Linked DNA regions of Homo sapiens: all the other regions are linked to region 2. Evidence: chromatin loops called from intact Hi-C (ENCODE). Cell type or tissue: heart left ventricle. All regions are shown on one strand.

Region 1 (5,000 bases), 320 kb before region 2:
GGCCTTATGCTCAGGTGGCTAAGAGATGTTTGTTCCAAAGGGAGGAATGCTTCACCAAGAGACACAACAATGGTTCTATTGAACTGGAAGTTAAGAATGACACTCAGACACGTTGCGCTCCTCCAAGTCAACAGCCCAAGAAGGAAGTTACAGTGTCAGCTGGGATGATCAATCTGGACACCAAGGGGAAATTGGACTACTGCTCCACAGTGAAGGTAAAGAGGAGTATTCTGGAATATAGTAGATCCCTTAGGATATCTCTTAGTATTATCATGCTCTGTGATGAAGGTCAATGGAAAAGCAAAACAACGCAATTCAGACAAGATTATTAATGGCTCAAACCCTTCAGACAAAAGGTTTATATCACCCCACCAGGTAAAGAACCACAAACAGCTGAGGTGCTTGCTGAAGATAAGGGAAATATGTAATGGGTAGTGGAAGAAGGTAACAAGATATGTATACGTGTGCATATGCGTGTGTGTGTGTGTGTGTGTGTGTGTGTGTGTGTTGAATATCTTTGTTTTCCTCCTCTTTTCCCCTTATCATGTAACATAAGATGTATTAACTTTATGTCATAGTATTTAAGTATTGCTAATTTTATATGATAGTATTTAAGTTTTGGTATGTCACAGAGAAGAGTGAACATAGCTCAAAGACATTGCTTCTTCCTCTGTGGAAGGGTTTATTGTGTTTTCTGTTGTACAAAGGACAGTTGTATCAGTGTAGGTGAAATTATGACCATGTTACCATCTTTGTTTGGAGATTAGCATGGTTCAAGTACATGCATATGCATGCCAAGTTGAGAAGGAGTAGACTTGTGCTGGTTAATTTTTTGTGTCAGCTTGACTTGGCCATGGGGTCAAGTTGGTCAAACATTATCTCTGGGACTGTCTGTGAAGGTGTTTTTGGAAGAGATTAACATTTGAATCAGTAGACTGAATAAAGCAAATTGCGCTCCCTAATTGTGAGTGGCCTTCATCCAATGAGTTGAAGGCCTGATTAGTACAAAATGTCTGCCCCTCCTTTAAGAGGGAAATCCTCCTGCCTGACTGCCTTGAGCCAGGACACAAACTTTCCCTGCCTTTATATTTGCACTGAAATATCAGTTCTTCTTGGGTCTCAAGCCTTCTGGCTTTTGGATGAGAACTCAACCATCAGCTCTCCTGGGTCTCCATCTTGTTGACTGCAGATCCTGGGACCCCTCAGCCTCCATCATTACATGAGCCCATTCTTTCTAATAAATCTCTTTCCAAATATATGTACATCCTGTTTGTCTGGAGAACCCTGACTAATACAAGGGTTATTTGGCGGTTTGGGATGATGTAAAGAGATTAAAAATTCAGAGCTGGCCATGATAATTCTGTGCGTCTGTTCTGGAGACAGAAAGCAACCAGTCAAAAAATAGCAGCTGAAACTCAAGAGACTTTGCCTAAAGATACAGATTTAGGAGTGTTCAGTACAGTTCTCAAAACTCAGTGAGTGCACATAATGATCTGTGCAAAGCAGACACTTAAGAGGCATGGTCCTTCAAGAGACTGGTTCTCAAAATGTAGTCCAGAGACTTGCCTTACAAATTCCTGAGATACTAGTTAGGAAAACACATTATTAGATTCCTCCCCAGACAAACTAAGTTAAAACCTCAGGGTCTGGAGCCCAGGAATTTTTGTGGGGGATCTCACCATGTCACCCAGGGTGGTCTTGAACTCCTGGGTTCAAACGATCCTCCTGTTTCGGCCTCCCAAAGTACTGAGATTACAGCCATGAGTCACTGCGCCCGGCCAGGAGTCCTCATTTTTGACAAGCATCCTAGGTGACCGTCACACACACCAAAGCCTGAGGAAGTGTGCACTGCAAGAAGGCAAACTGCTTTCCTGAGAGAGCTGTCTGACAGGGTGCAGGAGGGCCTCGATCACTAGGTGGCGCCAGACGCACATTTACAGTAATTTTCCAGTGCTGTGGCTTCCTCAGCCAGCATAGAAAAGGAAGCCTCATGGGGCTCCTGGGATTTCTGCCAGCACCTCCTCAAGGGGAGTGAAATACAGAGCTAGCAGGCTGACTAAACTGTAGTCACTGGCACTATCAGTCACCCCCACAATGGTCTGCCTGGAAGAGGCTCCAGTTATTGGCAGAGCGTAAATAAGGAGAATTCTCTGCAAAGCCACCCATTTTGAGCCACAGTGATCCAGCAGGCAGTCTTGGGAAGTAATGGTGTGGATTTCCCAAGACCGAGTCAGGGGCAGAGCTGTAAGAGGCCAGGGGTCCCCCCACATCCCAGACCACCACCGTTCCCAGTCAGGGTATCTTCAGAGAGGACAGAAGCAATCCCTTCTTCTGTCCTAGGAGACCTGATGGTGCTGCAATGGTGCCTAACACTGGCTCTGCCTGCCGCCTGTCTCCAGGCTCAAACAGTCTCCCAGCCTCTCACAGAACTAGAAGCTGACCCTTCCTCCACCCGCTGCTTTCCCCCTTGGCCCCCAGCGCCTCACACTTGAGCTGTTTCCACAGCAACGACTTGCATGCACCTCCGAGTCTCCATGACCTCCTACCAATCTGCACATATCCATGCTGGAGCTTCAAGCACTACTGTTGAGAAGTCGCACCCCTTGCCTGGCATTGAGGACCTGCATCTTCTGGCCCTTTGGTATCAGACTATTGGAGCTCCTTAGGCAGAGAAGTGCTGATGGAGGGGGACTGGGGAGTGAAGAGGAAGACCTGGGGGCCACTGGGCCTCTGGACAAGCACAAAGGCTTCTACTGGATTCTCTGGACCAGAGATAGCCACAGGGTCTGAGAGGAAGCAAGTCAGCTCTGTGCCTGGTTAGACTGGCGAGCCCACCCAGCTGCCCCCAACCCATCCGCCTAACACAAAGCCCAAGGGGCATCACTTCTGCTTTTCTCGACACAGAGATTCTCTAGGCCCTGAGACAATCCTTATGGTTATTCTGGCTACCCTCTCTTTCCTCAGGTCCCTATGCCTCAGTCTTGCTCTTCCCATATTCAGGGCCCCAGAAAGCAACCCATAGTCCAGGTAGGGACAGCAGCACTCCTGGGGCCCAGGGCAGGGTGTGGGAATCCATCCTGCAATAACGGGACTTGGTTGCGTTCCCAGAGTCAAGGAAACGACCACTTACAAACTAACAGGAGACAGGCCTGGAGTGGTTCCAAGGCTGGGGAAGGCTGTGGAAGGAAGGACTGGGGTCCTTGAGTCCTCACACCCAGATCCAGGGGCACCCACCTTGTATTGCTACAGCCAGTTCCCTTCTTCTCACATTCACAGCCTGCTCTCCTCAGACATACCACATGTTCCCTCATGTCCATCGCCACCTGGAGGGCCACATCAGACAGCCAGGTGTGCAGGCGCAGGGCTAGGAGGGCCCGAGTCTCCCCTGCCCAGAAAGCCTGAAATGTGAGCCCTATACTTTCTCCCAATGTGATTATACAGTTATACATTTTTTGTCAAAAACATTAATTAATAATTTATAAATTGCCCTTTTTATGATCCCGTTATAGCTTTTATCCATTTCTTTAAAATGTAGCAGAAGCTTCAACAGACAGAAGAGAACTGGGCCATTCTCAAATCGTGAAAGGCCCTGCTGTAGAGGATCCCAAAGAATCCAACATGGAGCAGGTGCTTGGGTAGAAGAGTCTTAGCTTGTAGCTCCTCCTCTCCCCTCCCCTCCTCTCCTCGCTAAGGAAACCTTTTGGGTTAAGAGAAACCCACACAATAAATTCTGGTCTGGCCTGGACTTGGAGCAGCCCAGCTTTCCCTTCACTTTCTCTAGGTGGGTGGGCCAGCTCTTCTCTGACACACAAGGAGGCTGTGGTCCACCCAAGAGGGGCCAGGTCTCACAGCCCAGCTTTCCTGGGCTCAGCAGCAGCTGCCCCGCCAAAATCCACACACAGAAAGCACTGGGGTCACTGCAGAGCCTTCTCCAGGAATAAACTCCTAGGCTGGGCTCAGTCACCTGGGGCACCCAGGTCCTCAGGGTCCCCAAAACACATACACCTAGCTGGGGAAAAATCACAAATCATGGGCCCTGACTTCTGGAGGTAAAAGCTTGGCAAGTAGAAGCAGTCACTGGGGATTCAAAATGTGTCAAAGGGCAGCAACCAGGTCAGGCAGCTCTTTCACTTACTAACATCATAGGCCCTGGGGATCCCAGGGAGGAAGTGATGATAATAATATAATAGCTACCATTTACTTTGTGCCAGTAACAGAGCTAAATGTTTTACAGACATTATCTACTTAAATCCTAACAACCAAACTAGAATTTGGATACTGTTTTTCTCACTCCATAGATAAGGAAAATTGAGGGCTAAGAGAGATTAGGTAAACTTGCTGGCTCACCCCAGAGAAAGGGATGGAGGATTCCAGCCCAGATCTGCCTCCCAAGCTTGTAGCACTAGGGTTTCATAACCTTATTTTTGGGAGAAGTGGGACAATCTCTCTGCCAGCAAGCAGATCGTGAGTGGGTCAATGCTACGAGGCTAAGAGGTGTAGCATTGTCAAGAGCCTAAACTTGACCTACCTTATTCCTGGTTTGAAAATCTGATCCCTCTTGAAATCTCAATTCAAATGCTATCTCTTCTCTTAGCACAAGCCATCTCTTCATTAATTCATTCATCTATCACTTAGCCATTCATTCATTACTTGGTCATTCATTCAGTCATCCTATTTTCAGCTCCTGTGTTGTGTCATGTGCTGCTCTTTGCCTTCAGCCTCTCAAGATAACTAAAAACATGCAAGTGCATTGAGAATCTCAGAGGGAGAGGTCTTCTGGATAGAGAAGGAATGAGGGAAGGCTTCCCCGAGGAGGCATTTGAGCTGGGTCTGGAAGGATGTTTTGGTTTGGTGTGGAAATCCTTCTGATGGAGAGGTTTAAGTAGAGATTTTAGGCAGAGGAAACAGCATACTACTGTTGCAGAACTTTCTCCTTAGTTCAGCTAAAACTGGGCTCTTGTCACATGACCAGGAAAGATTAGGCTTGCGAACACAACAGA
Region 2 (5,000 bases):
CCAGAAATCGCATATTCAGATCACCCAGTGAAGCTCTCTGGTTTACATTTAGGTATCTGGTGCCACAGATATGCAGCCTTAGGTGGTAAATATAAGTTTATCTCTGGAAAATATGTTGTTTCAGAGACTGAAGTTTTTTTTTTTGTTTTTTGTTTTTTGTTTTTTACTTTTATTTTACAACATGATTCTACACAGAGCAAGAGCCAGAAGACCAAAATCTGGGTGAAACTCCCCCTAAATCAGTCTTGCTCAGTTTTTCCAGCAGCCTCTGGATTCAGCACAGGCAGGGATTCCAGCTGGGAAAGCTATCAGTTTGCTGCTAATTTTCTTCTTCTGTGCTTACCTTTCACTTGGGTCATTTTCCTGATTTTTCTACACATGTTCCAGGAAGCCTTCCCTCGGCCTCCTGTCAGACAAGACTTCTTCCCCATTGAGCAATCACACAGGATAAGATTCATGGCTGGGGAAAGTGATGATAGGACTGAGGTCTATGAGCAAGAGGGCCCAACATACATCAAAGGGCTTGGATGACTCGTGGTAACAAAAAGCAAAACTCTATTCATTGAGAGATTTATTCTACATAGACTTTAATCATGGCTTTATTCACTGTGGTTTGTGTGTATTTGGTGAGTCACAGAGGTTTTTAAGAGAAAGAGGCTTTTCAATATTTTTCTTCATTATGAAAGCTTTGTCTTATGTAAAGCAATAAAAACACAATTAAAATGGAATATCCAGATTCCAGTGGAATGAGGGGAGAGTGTCAGAAAAAGAAGGTGATATTTAAATTGGAATCCTGGCTGTGCCACTGAGGAAGACAGGCTCAACCCATTGACATATGCAGACCATCTGGAGCACGGGGTAAATCTCAGTGCTATTTTCTTTTAACTGCAGAGTTCAGGTGGCAAGTAGTGGCAGGTTCAGGAAAACACAGTGAGCACTACTGCCCTCAACACACCCACACAAGCTATGTATTTATTTCTGCCCCTTATTGGCTGAGGGTAAAAAAATAAAAATAAAAAAATCCTATTCCATCTACTCCATTAGGCCATATTGGCCCAAACTACAAATTCACCTGTTTGTTGTTTTTTGAATTTTTATGAATTTATATTTTGGTGGGGGAGAGGTAAGTATGGCAGAGAGGTTAGGAGACTAAGGTACAAGAGCAGAATTCCTTGGTTCAAATCCTAGCTCCCCTAATTAATAACTATGTGGCCCAGAGCAAGTTACCTAAGCTGTGTTTCTTTATCTGTAAAATGGAGATGACCTTTTGCCTCAGGGTTTAATATCATATCTGTAAAGTGCCCAGAGTATTGTTAGTTGACAACATTACCTTTCTCTCACACAGAAGTGAACTCCATGGCTTCATTCCATTAAGGAAATCAAGAAGGACTAGAGAAAGGAAAGGCAACCTATGCATCATAAATTCCAACTCTGAGAAGGAGAGGTAGAAAAGGAGACCAGAAAGCAAAGTGCTAAGAGAGGAGACCATCTGGCTCACTGTTGGACAGCCTGGATGCTACAGTGAGTTTTTCCTCATGCTGAACTAAACATCTTTCCTCAACATTTCCACCTTTCACCCAAAGTGCTGTTTCTGGAACAATACATGGAGTTGGCCCATGCCCTTTTCTATGTGACAAATCTTTGAAAATAGCTATTGTGTCCCCACCTAAGTGTTTTATTTCCCAGGCTAAGCATTCCTGAGTCCTTCGATTATCCCTGGATGATGGAGTTTCCAGGCCCCTTCCCATCATGGCCAGCCTTCTCTGGACACACTCTAATTTCTCCATGTTCCTCTTAAAATGTGGTGTCCAGAAGGAAACACGATACTCTAGATGTGGACTGACCAAACACTAATTACAATGGGACTATTAACTCCTTTGATCCACAGAGTATATTTCTATTAATGGAGGCTAAAATTACACAAACTTTTTTGGTGGCCACATCACACTACGTTTTCATTTTGAGTTGATGGTAAATTATAGCCCCTTGGTTTTTTGTTTTGTTGCGTTGTGTTTATTTTTTACTACTGTATTATTTAACCAGGACTCTTCTATCTTGCATCTTGCCAGTAATTATTTAGCTTAAACACAGAAATCTGGCTGACTAAATGGTGAGAGTTAAGGTGTTTGTGGGCAGGAACTATGTCTAGCTCATCATGGCATTCCCAAGTCTAGCACATTGCCTGGCTTATCCATGTGGTAGCACTATCTTCTACCTCTTGCCTCCCATCATGATGACAGCTTAAGGAATAAAGGCACAAAGAATGTACCAGGCAGAAGCTCAATCTTTACTCCTAATTCTAGCATTAGCCCCAAATCCCTATGACATCTCCCACCCTGGCAACTCAGAGTAGAGCATTTTTGTAGGACTTTTATGCCCTTATTTGAATAAGCCTATATGATGGCAAACTCAACAGGGAAGGAAGAGGAAAGGAAAAAAGCAAATCTAAAACAGGGGATGAATAAAATACTGTTTGCTCAGTCCAGCTCCATGTCTATTTGCCTGTCCTTCCCACCAAGAACTCTACCACTTCAATTTGGGGCATTTTGTGAGGAGGGGGGAATCCTTGAGCTCCCCCTAGAGGTTAGAGTATGGGACTAATAAGAGATGTTCAGTACTTAAATGATCACTGATGTTGCATTATTTCTGAATCTCAATCCAGTATTCCAACATATTGATCAATCCTCTCAACTATCAGATAATTGTGAGTTTAAGAAGGATTGGGCCAACCTGGGGCTTCTAAATGAAATACTATTGCATGAGACCTTGGTCCAAGGAAGTCACTGCAAACTCATTTTGCCTGAACATGAACTTCCTTACCTTGTTTGCTTGCTCCTGTCAGCTTTGGACCCCAGGCAGCCTCCCACACACTTCCAGGCTTTGCATTTGCTTAACTTGGACTTCAGATTTATTATTCATTCACTTGGTCATCCAAGTCAAGGGCTGCATAGGCTCTGGGAATACACTAGAGAGAAAAATCAGACATGGGAATTATAATCTAGTGAAAGAGGAAAATAACCCACAAATAAGAGAAGTTGTAGCCAAAAGAAGCACACAGGGTCCTGAGCACCACGACAGGGGGCTCTGACCTTATTGAGGAGGAGAAAGTGATGTGTGAGATGAGAAATGAACACGATCAGCTAGTTAAGGATGGGACTGAAGTGAAGGAATTTCCAAGTAGAAGAAATGGCCTTCTGCAAAGAAACCTGGTACATAAGGGAGCCCAGGAAGTACCAGAAGCTGAAAAGAGGCCAGCATGGCTAGAACAGAATGCAGAGAGGAAGCTCACAGAGAGATAAGGCTACAGAAGAGAGCTGCTTGGCTTGTCACCAAGACCTGCCTCCAGATTAACTCTGACCCATGACCCATGCCTTTTGAGCATGACTGTCACATAACTCTTTTTTTTCCTTTGAGACAAAGTCTTGCTCTGTCACTGAGGCTGGATTGCAGTGGTGTGATCTCGGATCACTGCAACCTCCGCCTTCCAGGTTCAAGCGATTCTCCTATCTCAGCCTCCTGAGTAGCTGTGATTACAGGCATGCACCACCACACCTGGCTAATTTTTGTATTTTTAGTAGAGGTGGGGTTTCACCATGTTGGCCAGGCTGGTCTTGAACTCCTGGTCTCAAGTGATAGCCTGTCTTGGCCTCCCAAAGTGCTGGGATTACAGGCATGAGCCACCGTACCCAGCCAACTGTCACATAATTCTTAAACTGCCTTTTCCATTCTGTCTGCAAGAATTTCATGAAATACATTGTCAAATACTTCAAGGAAATCAAAATACATTATGTGCACATTATGACCCTGATAGAGCAGTGATTCCATTACAGACCATAGGCATAGTATTTCAAGGATGAGTGAAGATTTTTTGTTTGCTTTTCTTATTTAACAGGGAATGTTTGGACATACTTAAAAGCATAGGAAGAAGTCAAAGAGGGAGAAACAATGGGTGCTAGAGAAGATGGTAGAGTAGGGGAAAAACAGATTCCTTCATGAAGAGACACTAGGTGCCTCCCTAATATCTTCCTGTGAATAGTTTCATTTATGTTTTTAAAATCACATCATTCAGCAATACTTTTTATTTGTGCAATGTTTTTTTCTTGTAGGTGAGAAATATCAGCTGGTGACCATGCAAACTGAAGCCTATTTTTCTCCGTTCCAGAATTATTCAATACCAGCTACTTATCTGTAACCAAGCAGTAGCACCCTCTACTTTTATTGTTCGTTTGTCTAATCACCCATTCTTTCAGCAAATATGTATTAAGTTCTGTCTATGTACTAGACATTGGAGATAAAAAATATTAATGAAACAGAGTATTTGCCCTCAGAAGGCTCACCAACAAGTGACAAAACAGTAGGTGCCCAGGACACAATTAATGAGTGATGACTAGACGCAAATGTAAACAAATGGTAACATGAGGTGAGAGAAAGCTCTTAATTCTGTGTATGGAGGAGAGGAAGGCCTTTTGTGTAGGGGTATTTGAGCTGAGACTTGGAGAATGAGTGGGAGCGTACTACCAGTGCAAGAGGAAGGCCCAGGCAGAGGAGACAACATTTGCAAAGTCCTGGAGACAAAGAAAAATGTGGAGTAGTCAGTAGCTGAAAGAAGGTAGCTTGAATAGAGTCCGAGGTGGCCTTAGGAGTCCAGAGAGAGATGAGGCTGGAAGAACAGGTAGGATTCACTCATGATAGGCATTGAACTCTGTTTTCTACAATTTAGATTTTATTGGCTAGGCAAATGGTGAAGCTCCAGTTTGCATTTTAGAAAGACTATTCAGGCAACCATGTAAAAGATAATTTCTAATCATGAAGACCTGAAGAGAATTTTAACTCAACTTGACATCAATAACTGGTTGGTTCATCTACATTTGGCAGTATACACACAGTGCTACCTTGATTTGTTTGGAAGAATATCTAAACCTTAATTACAATCCAGAGTCTCTGGAAAAGATGGCTGGGGTTAGCTCAGTTTTTTCTTAATTGTGTTCTACAGAATGCTA
Region 3 (5,000 bases), 180 kb before region 2:
CTTGTTGTAACAGAAATCCAGAAAGCGGAGCTAAGTCCAATGTGCCTTCACCCACCTGTAATCCAAATCCATTCTCTGATAACAATGGCTGTGAACCCCCTCTTAAGCTATATGGAGAGTCAGTGAAGAACATAAACGATCTAGGTTACCTACATCACCTCCCCTTCCCCTCTCTTGGTGGAATTTCTTCCCTTCCTTCTTAGGGTTAACAAGGCTAATTTGGAAGATACATTCCATGCAAGACTCAATAAGTTATTTATAATTTCCACAGTAAAACAGGGCAAGTAGCTCTAAGTAGACAATAACCCCAGCCAGTCGTGGCAAGAGATGAGTGAAATGAGGCCTGGTTTGAATGTGTGTGTGTTGAGGGGCGGGAGGGTTGGCTCTGAGCCCTGCTCCTCAGTGTCCTGGCTCACTGTGGGAAAGAGGCATGTAGGCACAGTCCAGAGTTAATGACAGTCCGCTCAGTGGCCCTTCCCACCCCCTTGTCCTGCCCTGGGCTTTTGATTATGATCTGCAGTTGGATTTCAACTGGAACAAACCCCTAGCATGAGCAGCCTAAAGCCTTTCACCCATGTCTAAGCCGCTCGCATTTCTCCCATCTGATCCTCACGTTTGCTTTGTGTGCCTGGTATGGCATTAATGTCTGAGGGATGAGTCGTCACAGGGACTCACTCCTCTTTAAAAATGGAACTTGGAGTAATTCGAACAAGAGGTATGGGGTAATAAATGCCTGTGCTGGGCCAAGCATTGGGGCTTGGCACTGGGTATGCCGAGATGAGTTAGTCCACCCCCTGCCCTGCGTGTGTCCATGGCCAACTCACACGCTGTGACCGAGTGACAAATGCTGATGTGGGTGGAGAGGCTTCCCTGAGGAGGTGGCATAGGGCAGCATTCTGAAGGTTGTTGTGGATTCTGCCCAGAGGAGCAGGAAAGGAGGACCCTGTAGGGAAGGTGCATGTCGAGATTGGCGAGGTATAAGCAGTTTTCCAGGAAATGGTGACCTACTGAGGACTACTGTTCAGCCAGAGACGCCCGGTAGTGACCCATCCACTGGCACTGCTGCTCAGCATGGTCTGGGGCCTGATTATACCAGAATCCTCTGGAGTGCTTGTTAGAAAAGTAGATTCTAGGTGTTGAGACCCTCTGCCACAGGCTTACACCTATTCCCAGCCTCATCCCTGCTTGGCCAGGGACTAAGTGACATACTGGGGCTGTGGACCTGAGAAATGCCATTGGCTGTACAGAGCAGGACTCATTGTCATCACGTCCTCCCCAAACTGCATGAGTAAAACTCAAAGGAAATGTATATCACGGTCACAAGTGCTCAGGACGTGACTCTGGGACTGTTGCCTTAGCCCACTGGTCTTGGCACAGTGAGAAACTGAAGTCCTCTCAATCAGCCTGATGATCTGAAAGTTTGTGATTAGCAAGGTACAGATCAGTTATTCCCAGCCTCCTTCTTGGGAAATTTGACAAGTTAATCTAGAATATCTAGATCTGTGCTGTCTAACATGGCAGCCACTAGTTTACATGAGGCTATTTAAATAGAACATTGTCGTCATCACAGAAAGTTCTACTGAATAGTGCTCAAGAGAAAATAAATTCTATGCTTAAAAGTGTGACTCAGGAATTTGACATTGGTTCTCCTGTGTGTGCTGAAGAGATGGGACAAATGTCAGCCCCAAACGACAAAGCTCAAGGTTTGTGTGTCAAATACCTAGACAGCCAGTCCATCTGGTTAGTCAGTTTGGTGGAGGAAAAGAAATTAAACTGGTTAGTAAACATCGTCTGTAGCAGTGATGACATTGCTAGCTTCTTATATAATTTCCTTTTCAACTATTCAGTCATTTTACAAACATTTGTGGGGTACCTGTTATGTCTCGGCACCATGTCTAGACGCTGGGGATACAACAGTGACAAGACAGATGTTGCTCTTAGCCCTGTGGAGCTCACAGTCCTGTGTGGCCGAGTGTTAGTCTCTCAGCTGAAACACTGAGCATTTCCAGAGCGGCTTAACATTTCTCTCCCAGGACGTGTTTCAACTAACTGCCTGTGGCTGTCAATAAAAAGATACAGCCAAGTTCTAAAGATCCCAAATTGGGTTTCGTAGTGAGCAATTCACAACTGTACCCCGAAATGTCCTAGGCTTTCTCTATGAGCCTCTGCAACCCAGACCAAGCCGGAGCCATCTGGACACGTTTAGATGAATGGAGGTGAGGGAGGAGTCCTGGCAGCAGCTTGGGAGGCCGCCCAGAGGGAACTCCTGGAGGCAGCTGGAGTAAACAAGTGCCGAGTGGCTGGTGAAATGGTTTGGCTGTAGAGGCTGATACACCCAGGCTCAAAGCTTTGAAGAGAGTAATAACAAATGGCTTTGATTTAATTACACACCACAGACTTTCTAACGGACTTTTGAGGAAGGCAGCACTTCTGAGATCCAAGTCTGGCAAGAATTTGCCATAGGTGATTTTTCAGGTTATTTTACTTTGTGAGACTCAGGAAATAAACAAGGCCTTTGAAATCAATGTGTGTGTGTGTGTATGTGTGTGTGTGTGTGTGTCTGCAACTTAATTTTCTAATTTCAAAATAACAGAATAACAAAGTTTGTGCCTGATCATAATGTATGTCTCAAATCATAGCTAAAAGCCTTTTTGAGTGCCACTCATTTATTCTCAGAAAAATGTATATAGAAGCATGTTGCAAAGTGTGTTATGAGAAACACAGAGAGTCCTGGGTGGTGGGCTCTTTCAGTTCATATTTAGGAAACCATTTAAAGGACAGAGTAGCAAGGAATGTAATTGCTTATGTTGAGAGTGAGCCATTGTTTCCAAAATTGTCAATACAAATTACTCTTAAGGAACATTTCTCGGGGACTTACTATGTGTTTAGCACTGACCTGGCTGCAAGGGAGATACAAAAGACAATAATAAAAACTTGGCTTGGTCTCTACAGCTTCAGATTCTCAGAGAGAGAGGCACAAGTCAGGCCAAGTGAGTGGGAGAGAATTACCTTTATGGAGGGGATCTGGGAAGTCTTCTAGAAGGAGGGGGCCATGGAACTGTTCAGGCCCAGCGGCTTCACCTTGCACGCTGGAAATTGCCCTTAACTTACTGTCAATAATAATTATGAGAATCTCCATTGAACTTATAAAATATCGAACATGTTTGTGCAACTTTAAGAATTCAGTTGGGGCAGGTAGATATTTATTTTACGACAAAACTCAAAATTGCATTTGTTTTCATAATGAATTTGAAAAGTCCTTTTTAGGGTGAAATCTTTATCAAAAAAGTATATGACACAGGCCTGCCCTTGGGAAGCAGATGTAATAGTGACTCTGTATGCTATAGAGCCAGAGGTCTTTGAAGACTGGCTTCACTCCAGTGAGATATTAGGCAAGTTCCTGAACCTATGTGAGGCTCAGCGTACTCATCTAGAAAATAGTAGTCAGAATACCTATACTATGAAATCAGTTTATGGTGACTCTTTAATGAGATACTTTGATGAATTTCATAGTATACTGTTGGGCATGTGGTAAGTGCTCGGTTAATGTTGGCTCAGATAAGCCTGACTTCCTGATATCTCAGTCTTATCCCATCTTAACTAGCCTACCTATCATGTGGTCACTTACAACCTGGCACCAATCATGGTAAAGCAGTGTTTTTGGTAGGCAATAATTGAGACAAAAGGATTCTCCTGGAGTTGGTTTAGGTAAAAGTCTAGAGAGGGCTGGTTTAAGTAAAACTCTGCATGAGGAAAGATCTTGTCAAAAACATCCTCCAGGCAGCTCCATTCCATGTGACAAGGCTGGGTTCCTGTCTTTCCTATCCACTCCCAAGCTGTGCTTATCTCAATTAAGCCCTTGCCACACCGTGTTCAAATGGCCTAGCCTATTTACAGGTTGGTCTCCACTACTTGCTATGAGCTCCTTAATAATTGGAACCACAGCAGAGCCCAGTGCCTGGGAGGAAGCTGGCACTCAATAATACTTTGTGAATGGATAGATGGACAGATAGATGGGTTTCAAATCTGAACCAAAGCCCTGCGGCCAGACATCATGATCTGGATTCTCTTTCAGTTCACTTAAGTGACAGGTAGGAGGCAAACAAAGAATATTTATTCAGTATGTTACAAATTACTATTCCGGAAGAGTTAGTAGCATTTCCTTAAGTGGGGAAGCTTGTAAAACCCAGGAAATTCTAAGGCTCTGTGTTAGCTTCTTTCTGTCCAGCTTATTGCTCTGGCCCATGGAAATTCTATATTTGGGTGACCTAGAGAAATTATGATGTTCTCTGTGCTTGAGGAGGACAAGTCATCCTATCTGCCTCTCCCCCATTGTTTGTTAGACCTGAACAGGCAGGAAAGTAAGATGTTTGGGAAAGGGTAGCTCAGGTTGGGCGTTGAGTCGGAGCAGAAAAAAGAATTTCCAGGGTTGGAGAAAGTCATTAATTGATGATCCTTTAGACCAAGAAATGCCTTCGTGACCATATGTTTATGTCAGCCCATGTCAACACTTCCTGCTCTCTCTGCTTCAGGATGAACTCATCAATGGCTGGTTACTCACTAATTCACACTGTATGGTAACCCGTTACCATCATTCACTTATTCATTCACTTATTCAACAAATACAGGGGAATCTCTATGTGTAGTGTAGTAGCACAAAAGGTACCATATTAAAGGTTAAGAGCTCCCCTACTTTAAAACTGTCCTCAAGGAGCTTATAATCCAGTAATGCAGATTAGTAGATATACATGATAAGTATAATAAAAGGTAGCAAATGAAAAGTTACGAAGAGTCACAGAACCATGGGAGACCAAGAGAATTAGATATCATTGCCACTGGAAGACCCTTATCAGTGGGGTTGAGAGGCTTTGGGAGTAAATGTTTTCAAATCCTAGAATGATCATTTACTAACTGGATGACTGTGGGCCTCGGTTTCCTGACTTGTTGGATTTTTGTGAGTGTTAAATGAAAAAAGTGTACATGGAACTCTTAGCACAGAG

The links. Hi-C counts contacts between places; a loop is a spot of excess contacts. Peaks named below come from ENCODE experiments on the same cell type or tissue, not always from the same donor. Only the 100,000 strongest peaks of a DNase experiment are listed, where the experiment ranks them.
Region 1: a loop joins it to region 2, with 6 times the contacts of the local background. A loop is called at or near these places in 10 of 110 quality-filtered maps.
Region 3: it touches region 2 in a loop (3-fold over the local background); 32 of 110 quality-filtered maps call a loop at or near these places.

What each region holds. Positions count from the first base shown.
Region 1 is chr1:115,592,928-115,597,927 of GRCh38, reverse strand. No RefSeq gene overlaps it. Among named protein-coding and RNA genes, the nearest start is that of VANGL1, 47 kb to the left of the region's middle. RefSeq lists an enhancer at 1,766-2,060. In heart left ventricle, a CTCF peak has its summit at 1,707; a DNase peak (open chromatin) is centred at 1,947.
Region 2 is chr1:115,272,980-115,277,979 of GRCh38, reverse strand. No RefSeq gene overlaps it. Among named protein-coding and RNA genes, the nearest start is that of NGF-AS1, 7.6 kb to the left of the region's middle. In heart left ventricle, a CTCF peak has its summit at 2,574 (motif pointing left); no DNase peak of the experiment used is centred here; H3K27ac peaks cover 189 bases.
Region 3 is chr1:115,452,292-115,457,291 of GRCh38, reverse strand. No RefSeq gene overlaps it. Among named protein-coding and RNA genes, the nearest start is that of NGF, 120 kb to the right of the region's middle. In heart left ventricle, no CTCF peak of the experiment used is centred here; DNase peaks (open chromatin) are centred at 480 and 2,261; H3K27ac peaks cover 553 bases.